Regions from separate parts of the Mus musculus genome. Here all the other regions are linked to region 1. Evidence: chromatin contacts called from ENCODE Hi-C or POLR2A ChIA-PET data. All regions are on one chromosome and are shown on one strand. Each heading gives the region's core, a stretch centred on a gene start or an enhancer-like site at or near the end of the contact. The rest is flanking DNA. Distances are from core to core; before and after follow the strand shown.

Region 1 (3,688 bases), core at 229-2,728:
AGCAGTGGGAGGAGGGGGACAGGCTAGGAGAGGACCAAGCTCCATGACCTCTGTCCCCCTAAAATTCTAAAGCTGCTTGTCTTAGGGTTTTACTGCTGTGAACAGGCACCATGACCAAGTCAACTCTTATAAATGACAACATTTAATTGGGCCTGGCATCAGGATCAGAGGGTCAGTCCATTATCTTCAAGATGGAAGCATGGAAGCCTCCAGGCAGGCATGGTACAGGAGGAGCTCAGAGTTCTACATCTTCATCTGAAGGCCACTAGGAAAAGACTGGCTTCCAGGCAGCTAGGATGAGGGCCTTAATGCCCATACCCACAATGACTCACTTCTTCCAACAAGTCCACACCTCCAAGTAGTGCCACTCCCTGGGCCAAGCATATTCAAACCACCACACTGCTGGAGGAATAGATTGGGGTGGTACCCTAAAGTCTGGCTTCTATGTTTCCTCTCTCTCTTTCCCTCCTTCCCCCTCCCCACCCCTCATTCCCTCCCTTCTTCCTTCCCTTCCTCCCTCCCTCTTTCTTTTTTCTTCCTTTCCTTTCCTTTCCTTTCCTTTCCTCTTTCTTTCTTTCTTTCTTTCTTTCTTTCTTTCTTTCTTTGTTTTTTTTCTTTCTTGCCAGAGCAAGGTTGTCCCCCTGGTCCTGTTTCAAAACACAGCCTCCAGTCAAGCTATGGGCAGAGTCTCCCAGCCCTGCTGCCAGTCCCCCTCCCCCCTCCCCCAACTCGCGCTGCAGATGTGCATGGTGATTGAATCATTTCTGCACACCGTTGCTCACACAGCTCCCCAGAGATGTGCTACTTGCCTGTGCAAGCTGTCAGGAGATGTGTGTGCTCCAGTGCATCTGGGCCAACAGCCCATGTGTGCACATACCAGCTATGGAGAGTGCAGAGGGGTACGTAGATGTGTGTGCCGTGTGAAAACACCTTTACCTGGAGACGCTCGGGTTTACTCGCTAGGCCTGAGAAGTGGGAAAAGAAAACACAGTATTTGTAAGATGGTTGTGAGGTGCTCTTCCCACACTGGGGTGCTCCGAGTGCCCACTGTACAGTAAAAATTCTCTACCCCTGTGTCCAGGGAAAGACCCTATATGTAAGACAGCCAGATGAGTTCTCGCCTGTTTGAGGCTTCTGTCCACTGTTTTCCACTGGTGTAGCTGAAGAGGTTGGCTTCTTAGTCCCCCTTCAGCTCTCTGCAGTTCATTCTCCAGGAGGCTTTAAGTGCACGGGGCCAGCTTGACCTGAGCGTTGCCAGGAGATGATACTGTCAACAGAAACTTCTCCCAGCACGACCACCCCTGGAAATCGGGAAGACTCAGCCTGACTACCATGTCACCAGCTAAAAACTTCCATACATGTAATGGTCTCTGGTCAGGCATAGCTTCAAGAGAGGCAGTGCCTGGGGCGTTGGGCCATCTGGCAGGGGGTTGGTGGAGTGGTGGAAGAGGCTTTCCGGGAGTTTTCCAGGCTACGGGCTCCACCGCTTGGGCAGAACCTTTGGATTTTAAAGTTGAATGTGCTGCTCCTACTGAGGTGGAGTTTCCAGGCAGCTGGAGCCCTTGGATTCTGGCGTTTGGCAGGCTGCCAGAGGATGGCTAGCCCAGGCCTTCATTTTACAGATATACAAACTGAGGCCCAGCTTCTTGCCCTGTTCACACAGTGGGAGGGTAGCAGAGCAGGTACCCACCCACTGTAGACCCCCCCAGGCTAACTAGAAAGACACAAGGACAGGGATGGCAGGACCACAGAAAAGTTTCCTGATTGAGTCCACACTTAATCAGAGGGCAGCAGACTGGAAAAGGCTACCAGGTTGGTACCAGGTTCTTGGTTGGTAGAGAGCCAGGTCCTGCCTGGGTGCTAGAGCTGCTTCCACTGATGGTTTTGTCTAAAGGCACCTGGAGGCAAACACAGCTGAGTGGTGCTTCTGTGGCAGTGGGGCGACCTCTGCTGGCCGCCAACGGCTTGCCGCTTCCTGACAACAGGGTGCTGTGATGGGGTTCTGGGTGGCCTTGCAAACCACTGGCTTTGGACCAATGGGATGGAACAAGGGCTTCATTTGGGACCCAGCCATGGCTTGAGATAGGAGTACGCAGGAGACTGTGGCCACCGGTCTTGGGGGGACATGGAAAGAGCAGCATGCTAATGGCTAGAAAGGCAGAGGTTTCTAGCTTAGCCCCGCTGGCAGCCTTGCACTTCATCTCTCAAAGGCTTTGCCTCGGAACTGGGCAGCCAGTGAAAACAGTGTGTACAGAAGCCAGGCTGTCCCTTCCATGCCCCACCCCCTTTTCCTGCCTGGTGCTAACCTCTCCTCAGGCCCTAGACCCTTAGCTTTCAAGTCCTTGCACCTTGCAGTGTGGAATTCAGGCCTGCCATCTCTGTTCATTCCTGTGTTATTGGCCCCCATTCTCTACTATTGATACAAGCAGTTTCAAAGTGACACCTCAACTAAGTATAATGTTTCAAGAAGCTCAAACAAGAGCTTCATGGATTCAAGGCCAGCCTGGGCTACATACAAAGACCCCATCTGGAAAAAATAAATGTAAAGGAGTGTGCTGTGTGGGCCTCTTTCTTCAGCTTTTATTTTATAAATGAAAATATATAATAGCTAGATAACTGTAATACCAGCACTGAGGCAGGAGGATTCCCCATGAATTTGAAACCAGTCTGAACTACAATGAGATTGTATTTGGGGAGGAGGGCAGGGACTCCCTCTGTTGTTCCTGTTGTCTGTAATGTCTCCTGACAGTTACCTCTCTGATGTCCTATGAGTCTCACAAGTGTTGGAAGCCCAGCCAGGTCACACCTTGATTCCATAAGATGGAGCCCAGACCTGGACAGATATAGACCATGTCATCTAGGACAAAATCATTATGGGTTTTGGGTTCCCCAAAACAAAATCAAATGGACTGTCAAGTTGGGAACAACTTTGCCCACAGGTATCCTGAAGACCTTTGAATCCAGAGACCCTGTGGAGGTTAGCCTGATCTAGAGTGGTACTGTCTGTCTCTTTGCTATTTGCCTCCTGAAGTGAGGCCTGGGGTCTTGACAGCGTTCATAAGGGAAAAGCAGCCTTGGGGCTGAAAGGTTGCTGACCAGGGATGTGCAAGCTCCTCATACTTGCTAGAAGCTTCCGTGGGTGGGCAGAGCATCCTTAGGCTACCGAAGATATCGATATGTGCAAGCATGTGTCAAGACCTCTCTGAGTTCCTGGTCCTAAATGGCATGGCCTTCCTGGAAGATCCTCCTTGGAGGCAGAACTTGGTGGAGCCACCAGTGACTCTTGTCTCCTATCCATGGAGAAACTGAAGCTTTGAAGCCAGGGACGACTGCACAAGGCCCTCCTGTATTTTAGAGTGCAGGACACCTTCGAGCTTTTAAAATGATGGAGAAGGTAGAGGTGTTCAGAGGACTTGAGAGTCTGGAGTCAGCATCTGGCCCTCAGGATGCTGTGGTTTGTCTAGAGTGCCCCCTGCTGGCTGGTATGCCCATGGAGGTCTTTTCCTGGTTGGTTACAGGCTCTGAGCTGGGTGCTGGTATTTCAGGCCTGGGGTTTCTTTGTGCTTCCTTTCTGGGTCCCCAGCCAGTCACTCGGATGACCTGGATTTGACTTTCTGGGCTTCTTTGGCTCACTACCCTTGTCCTAGCCAGCTTTAGAAGTCAGCCACACACACACACACACACACAC
Region 2 (4,040 bases), core at 1,124-3,623, 260 kb before region 1:
AACCCATAGAGACACTGCTTTGTTGACTTCCGTGCTATTGATGGATGCATTTGCTCTGTACTTGTCATGGGGGTTCTGCAGAGCCTTGTAGATGGGATTGCACCAAAGAAGAGAGTATTTGGGGAACTCTGGGTGCCAGCACAGCTGGATTTGAAACAAAGGAGACCAATCATGTTCTGCCCATAAAGGGGTATAGGAAGGACAGAATTACAACTAAATTCTAATTAACATATTCAAGTACTACATACTCAAATATACCACCCTAGTCTCCAAAATAAATTCCGATTTACACGTGTATACAAGTAGACATGTACACAGCCATAAACAGACAGAATTGATTTGCCTGAAAATTTAGAGTGTTCAGAACTAGAAACTATGCCCCATGAAATCCAGTGAACACTTTATTTCACCCTCAGAGCTTTTTGGAAGTTAAAAAAAAAAAAAAGAGTCTTAGCCTTACTTTAAAGGAGGGCAAATTAAGCCTAGAGAGAGAGAGAAAATGAGAGAGAGAGAGAGAGAGAGAGAGAGAATGAGTGAGAGAGAGAGAGAGAGAGAGAGAGAGAGAGAGAGAGTTCCAAGATCTTCTGCTCATCAAAGGTGGCTCAGAAGAACAGGTTAGATTGTGCGTTTCATCGTCCCTTGGAACACAAGAGTTTGAGGGTCACCGAAGGCCATTTATCAACTTTTTTCCTCAAAAGAATTGATAGCCTAACAGGGCATGTGGAATTCTAGACACATAACTCTGAAGGAACATGGATAATATACCACCAAGATCATGCTTCAGTTAACACACACACATACACACACTCATTCACACATACACACACATATAAAGTCACATACGTATACATACTCACACATATACATACCCACCCATATATACACACATAATCATTTACACATACTCACACTTACATATACACTCACAGAATGCATACACACACTCACATATACATACCCACACATACACATACACTCGCACATATAACACACTCACACATGTACACACACACTCACACATACACACCCACTTACATACATACACACATGCACACACACATGTGCACACACACACACACATACATACACACCAGAGGCTGACCTTAGCCAGTGAAGACCAAGGAAAGGAACCGTCAGGTAAACAAGGCTGAGAAAAGTGGAGAAGACAGGTAAAAGCCTTCAGGGACAAAGCACAAAGTGACACTATGGGGGAAGAGCAGGTAAAGAGGATGCTGGGTAGGGACATGTGAGGGCCAGGGGCCCAGAACCCACCCTGACTTAAACCATGACCCAAGTCAGCAATTGCTTTCAGCTGCCTCGGCATACACATCTGTAAAATGGTTTTATTCCTTTCTTCTATAAGTGTGCCTGGCTCTGGAAGCTTGAAGCTGTCTTCTGGGCATGCGGAAATCCTTCACACACAGGAGAGCTCAGGTGTCAGGACAAGAGGGAAGGGCAGCCGTGAGATCTTGACATACTGGCTGGCCCTCTCCAATTTTCGAAGGTCTGGCTCCTAAAAATAGAAGACTCCATAGGTCTAAAGTTCCCAACAGTACAACAGACAAAGAGGAAAGAGTCGAATCCCAGTCCACCTGAATTGAAGTCCTCGGCTTTGTCATTTACAGTTTTCCCTTGGGCATGCTTCCTCGGGGTCTTCTCCTGTCAATGTGGCTACATGAGAAAGTAGGAGGAACAGGTTAGACCAGAGAAGGGACTGGCTCTTAAGAAAGTAGAGAGCCTTGCACCTCCAGCATGTTCCTCCAAAGCAAATACAGACAGTCCTATGTGAGGGATCCACATGGCGCTTGATGACCCCTGCTGGAGTCCTGTGCAGACAGTCATGTGGCCCTTTGGAGAACAAAGCCCTAAGCATCGCACATAGCATGATTCCTCTGGGGTAGGAGCAGCCACTTCTGTTTGCAAACAGAACACTAGACAACAAACTACAAAAGGGACTTGAGGGAGTTTACTCCTGGGGCCCAGGATCCTGGGCAGGGGCAGTGTGGCTGGAAGCAGGCGTACCTTTTCAATTTGTAATCGCTTTTGAGTCATATTCAAAAACATTCCAAGATGAAATAAAGCGAAAGAAGGCTCAAGCTGCCCTGCAGTTGGGAGCCCTTTGGGGAACTGAAGTGAGCAAGCCAGCCCCTCTAATCCAGATGGACAGGCAGACAGACAGATAAACAGCTTAGAGGCCAAGGTCCCACAGGGCCTGAGGAATGGGCTGTCCCACCCCAGCCCAGCAGGCAGTGGCTGCCCTCTCACCCAGACCCCTGCTGGCAAGCACCGTCCACTCCCTGATCTTCCCGGAATGGACGCTTCCCCAGGCTCATTGCAAAACATCCTGGCTGGAGCTGCAGCCAGGAGTCCAGAAGCAAAGCTCCCTCTGCAGAGCGAGATGCCGCTTCCTGAGGACATTCCGGCCTGGTGTGAGGGCCTGTGGCAGGAGAGGGCAGGAAAGGCCAGGCAGTCATCGGCAGCCAAACTGGGGCCACAGCAGGGCCACGTGCTCACTGGGACGACATCTGGCTGGAGCCATAGCCCAGGTTTTAGAGGACTTGTAATCAGGCACCTCCTCAAGCCCTGCCACCGTCTCTGCTGCAACCCCCTCCACCAGACCCACTGCAGACTCGCTGGGCTTGTTAAGGGAGAAGGGAGCCTCCTTATAAAGAGATCCCTATTCGCAGGCTGCTCCACACACCACGATCCCTTTGCAGAGCTCCAGATTGATTCCAGCCTGGACCAGCTGTCACAAGGGGTCACCCAGGCCCTTCTCTTAACCCCACAGGATGGCAATTCCTTCACCTGGGTTAGAAAGAGATTTTTTTTTTTTTTAGCACAGAGCTCCCTTTTCAAATGTCATCCTCCTGAGAACCTGGCGAGGAATAAAAACACTGAGTGTGACACTGGTGAGAGGCAAGCAGAGAAGCCTGGATTCCAGCCCCTGGGCAGAGCCTAGGAAGCCTGGAGACTCGGAAACCCTTCTGAACATCAGGAAGCCACAGAGACCCTGGCTCTGGTTCTGTCCCTCTGTGCCCTCTCTCGGGCATCTCATGCCCAAAGCAGGTGTATTCTCTACCGCTCTCATCTTTGTCTGGCTAAATTCCAGATCCCAGTACTCACTGTCCACTGGACACCACCTAGATATCCGATAGGCTATAAGAACATCCAAAGCCATCACCTCACACCTCCCCTAATGCAAATGGCTCCTGTCATCAAATACCATTACATCAGCTCTTCTGCACCTTCTAGATTCTCTCCTGGTCAGGATTCACTACTGCCAACATTACCACAACCACAGCCTTCACCATCGCTGTCACCACCATCAACAGCAGCACCACAACCACCACTATCATCACCATAATCATCAGCATCACTGCCAACTTAAAAAAAAAAAGCCACTATCATCATTGTCACCACCAAGACCATAAACATCGCCACCAATATTACAAACATTACCACCATGACCCATCACCATTACCACCACCAAGACTACTACCATCACCATAATCATCATCAACACCGTCGATACCATCACCACAAACACACAAATATCACGGTCAACATCATCACTTTGTCATTGCCATTGCTGTCAACACCACCACCATCACCATCTTCACCAGCACACTCCCTCAACTACTGCCATTGCCTTTATCATCACCTCATCGGTACCATCAGGGTCAGCAAACATCACCATCATCCATTTTAACATTATCCTATCCCCTTCCAGTGTCTCTTACCATCTCTGTGTTCCCTTCCTGCTCAATCCCCTACCTCTTAAAGCACAGGCAGCTGTGATCATGACCATCACGGCTTATAACTTCACACTGCCCCCTCAGAGCAGAGTTCAAATGCCTTGAGATTTGACAGTTTACAAATCTAGCCTAGAGTTGCAAATCTCAGCCTCCAGGGAGAAAGCACCAACCTCCAGTATCCCGCGTACAGCTCCTGAGCCCATCTGTAATTCCTCCATCTGTCTAAACACATCCACAGATCCTGATGGTCCAGCAGCCACAGCAACTGCTGCAGTCGATAATGAG
Region 3 (3,547 bases), core at 489-2,988, 370 kb before region 1:
CTCACCTTAAGGTACCCTGCCAAGTGTGGGGCAGAGGTTTATCCAGCTCTGGGCTTGAGGGTCCTGTCTCAGAGAGCTGACTCTGACTTCCTGTGGGTCTTTGCACTCTGTGGGGATGAGGAGCTGCCCAGCCCACACTGGAGAACCCTCCCCAGAGCTGCCAGTAGTGGAGAGTGTCTGGCTCTGTGTGTCTCCTGTATACGTCACTAGGAGTGACTGAGTCCTGTGTACCATGATAACAACTTGAAGGATCTCAAGCCATCCCCAGTAGTCTTCAAACCACGCTCTGCAAGAAAAAGTGTGGGCTTTCTCCAGGAAACAGGCAGGCATGAGTCAGGTAAATGGATTTAAAAGGCACTCCTACACACCCCTGCTGTGTGACCCTGTGTGGGTTACTCAGTCTCTCTGGGCCTGTTTCATCCTATGGTGATTCAGACCTCTTCTACGAATGCTCCAAGCATAGAACTTTCAAGATGACTACTTCAGGAAGCTCACGGTGACGAGAGAGAGAGAGAGAGAGAGAGAGAGAGAGAGAGAGAGAGAGAGACAGAGACAGAGAGACAGAGACAGAGAGACAGAGACAGACAGAGAGAGACAGAGAGACAGAGACAGAGAAAGATTTGTGTCTCCCTGTGCCTACTGTCCCTAACCCCATGCATGCTCCTGGTAAATGGTAATGTTTCTGAGCCACTCTCCTGTGGCAACATTAAGGACTTACTCAGCAGGGAGGTGGTGGTGCACAGCACACCTTTAATCTCAGCATTTGGGAGGCAGAGGCTGGCAGATCTCTGCGCTTGAGGCCAGCCTGGTCTACAGAGAAAGTTCTAGGACAACCAGGGCTACACAGAAAACAAACAAAAAACAGAGAGAGAGAGAGAGAGAGAGAGAGAGAGAGAGAGAGAGAGAGAGAGAGAGAGAGAGAGAGAAAGTCACTCTAGCTTGTAGGACTGTGGCAATTTGGCCAGAAAAGACACAAGCCCGTGCTTTAGACTTGGGATGCGTAGACAGTACACAAAATGAACAGTAAACTGTTCATCAGACGCCCCACATGCCCTGCTATTCACTGGGTTCCATGCTTGCTCAAATACCTGGAACCACAGGTGGAAAGCACCGCGTGCCTTGCCTAGGCTGGGTGAAAAGTAGAACAGAATTTGAACCAAGATGGCCTGTCAGCCTTAAACATGCAGCGGGCCAGTTCTATCACCACCACGTGGCATGCATTCAGCTGCCTGGCCTGCAGAGAAGCTGCCCCTGCACCCAACCCTGGTCCCCCTCAATGTCCCAGCTCTCGTGGAGCTCTCATTACAGCTCCTGCATGCTCTGGTTTGAGCTTTGTCCCTTCCTGACCCACCCTCTGAGTGATGGCCCAATTAGGTCCTCTCTCTGCTTATCCCTTGCTTACTGGTGCTCACTCCAAGGTGCTCAGTAGCACTTTGAGGTGGAGGGGAATGGCCACTTTCCCTCTCTCCTCCTTTGAGTGCAACCCTCCTAGCTCTGTGCTGTGACAGCAAGCTGCAGGTGACTCTGGTGGCCCCAGGAGTCTAGCTCATGAGTGGGCCATGAAGATACTCTGGCCAGCTGCACTTCAGAACCCATGGTGCCCCAATCAACACAAGTGTCCACCTCCTCTCACTCCTCCCTGTCTTGGCCTGGGTGGCATGGCAGTGAGGGAGCCACTGAGCCTTCTTCCTCCAACCCAGCCACCCACTCCTCCTCCAGCCAGCCTCCCATGCCAGCCCTGGCACGGGCATCAGGCGCCGTAAAGGGTAGGCTACTAGCTTAGGATAAAAACCTTCATTCATGACAGCCTCAAACCCCTGGCTCTGGAAAGACAGAGATTTGCTCTGGGTCTGAGCTGTCGCCGGGAGAGGAAAGCCGATCCGATCCACAGAGCGGTGCTCCTTAAAGCGCCTCTGTTCTGCTCACCTGGCAGGCCAGCACAGCAGCCCACTTGTGCCTCTGAAATCCTAGCTGGCCTCTGGCTGGGAGCTTTGGGGACTGCAGGGGAGACACTGGGTAGAGTGTGCCAGGCATGCACACCCAGCCAACTCTACACCCAGCCAGGGCCAAGAGCAAAGAGGAAGGCCAGCAGTAGAATCGACTCCCACAACTGTGTGGGGACCTCAGTCTCTCTCAGTTCTTCTTGGGGTCTAAGTGTTCACTGAAAAACTGCACATGGGGATGATAGGCCATAGGTACTGAGGGCCAAGCAGATGTTTCTTGATTTTTTTTCCCAGTGTGACAAACTTCCTCATAAAAGTCATGAAGCTGTATGCTAATGGGATTCACATCCCCAAATCCTTCAGCTGGCCCCATAGAGATCATTCCCATACATTTCTAACATCTCCCTCCACAGTGGGGGAGAACTAGCCCAAATAGGGACATCAGACACGCCCCCAGGGGGGTGGGACATAGGGAATGATTGAGAGAGAATGGATCATATTTCGCATTTACTTGATTAAAAAATACTTATGACTGTTGGCAGGGTATGTTTTACTGATGAGAGCTATTGAGCTCAGAAAAGCTCCCACTCAGGTTCTTTCTTCTTCCACAGTGGAGAATCATCTAGCTGGGTATACAGTGAGCCTGCAGTTTCCAGCCTCCCGTTCAGCTATATATCATATTGTCTCTAAGCTTTGCCACCAACATGCTAACCAAGAAGTACAGAATCTGAAGGGAAAACTTTGAAACGAATAAACACACTGACTCTTGTGCTTTCCCCTCAACCCTATAAGTGGGGTGCTTCTTAGAGAATGAGGTTCACATTGGTGCAGTCATTTGGGCCATGCAATCAGAGCTGGTTATTGGGGATGGCAGAGCAACAAGATGGCAGAGGTCTGGGTCTCTGACATTCAGGGAGCTACAATACAGTCTGGGACCTTGTACCTGGACTTGTCTCTTTAAGCCACTGTCATTTTGAGTTCTTTTGATAGCACATTTGAAGAAATAACTTAGCTAATTACCTCAGTGTCCTAAACACCAATAGATCCCACTTCTCCTCACCCAGTTTACTGCCTGGAGCCAGTCCCTCCCTCACCCCCCATCCCCCCCCCGTGTGTGTGTGTGTGTGTGTGTGTGTGTGTGTGTGTAGCATGCATGGCCTCCTGAGAGGTCTCTGTGCTGTGGGGCTCTATGCCAAGACCCCATGTTCTATGATGTTTGCGTCCAGCTTTATAGCATATTCTCACACAGCCATGGGGGCAACTGAAAGAAGCTAGGGTGCTCACCTGGGCAGCTCTACCTCATCCTCCCTAGAGCGAAAGCCACCTCATCGCACCAGTGCCCAGTCTGCTTCCCTGCCCCCTGCATCATCTCTATCTACTAACTATCACTGGCAAGCATGCCTAACCCAGAGCCCTTGAGCCACATTGCAGCCAAAGGAACTACAAATACAGCCCCAAAGCTAATTATGAATACCACCCAAAAGAGAATGATAAACATTCTTAAAGGCTCTTGAAAGATTCGTTGTTGTTTTGCAGTTTTGAAGGTGGGCAAAATCAACAATGCATGGTGTGTAGCAAAGTCATTCTACAATGTCAAAAGGTTG

The links. Hi-C counts contacts between places; a loop is a spot of excess contacts on that map. ChIA-PET counts read pairs that join two places held with the same protein, here RNA polymerase II (POLR2A).
Region 2: a map of heart shows a loop between it and region 1 (3-fold over the local background). The contact joins two enhancer-like sites. A Hi-C loop is called at or near these places in 7 of 37 maps with a recorded cell type or tissue (gastrocnemius and heart). POLR2A ChIA-PET finds 5 or more read pairs at or near these places in 1 of 5 experiments (embryonic stem cell).
Region 3: a map of gastrocnemius shows a loop between it and region 1 (2.4-fold over the local background). The contact joins two enhancer-like sites. A Hi-C loop is called at or near these places in 1 of 37 maps with a recorded cell type or tissue (gastrocnemius).

Annotation. Positions count from the first base shown.
Region 1 is chr14:25,563,974-25,567,661 of GRCm38, forward strand. The region is part of intron 3 of Zmiz1 (zinc finger, MIZ-type containing 1); the gene reads left to right. Among named protein-coding and RNA genes, the nearest start is that of 4931406H21Rik, 21 kb to the right of the region's middle. Within about 2 kb of position 1,479, at least 2 of the 3 ENCODE cell types and tissues checked have a DNase peak (open chromatin) inside an H3K27ac peak, as active enhancers do; they include gastrocnemius and heart, where a contact is called at or near this core.
Region 2 is chr14:25,302,296-25,306,335 of GRCm38, forward strand. The region is part of intron 2 of Zmiz1os1 (a long non-coding RNA gene); the gene reads right to left. It overlaps LOC115486423 (a long non-coding RNA gene), which reads right to left. Exons shown (of 2, transcript XR_001781198.1): 2 at 1,326-4,040. Among named protein-coding and RNA genes, the nearest start is that of Gm41113, 75 kb to the right of the region's middle. Within about 2 kb of position 2,374, at least 2 of the 3 ENCODE cell types and tissues checked have a DNase peak (open chromatin) inside an H3K27ac peak, as active enhancers do; they include gastrocnemius and heart, where a contact is called at or near this core.
Region 3 is chr14:25,189,128-25,192,674 of GRCm38, forward strand. All of the region lies in intron 2 of Gm32307 (a long non-coding RNA gene), which reads right to left. Among named protein-coding and RNA genes, the nearest start is that of Gm32307, 8.2 kb to the right of the region's middle. Within about 2 kb of position 1,739, at least 1 of the 3 ENCODE cell types and tissues checked has a DNase peak (open chromatin) inside an H3K27ac peak, as active enhancers do; it is gastrocnemius, where a contact is called at or near this core.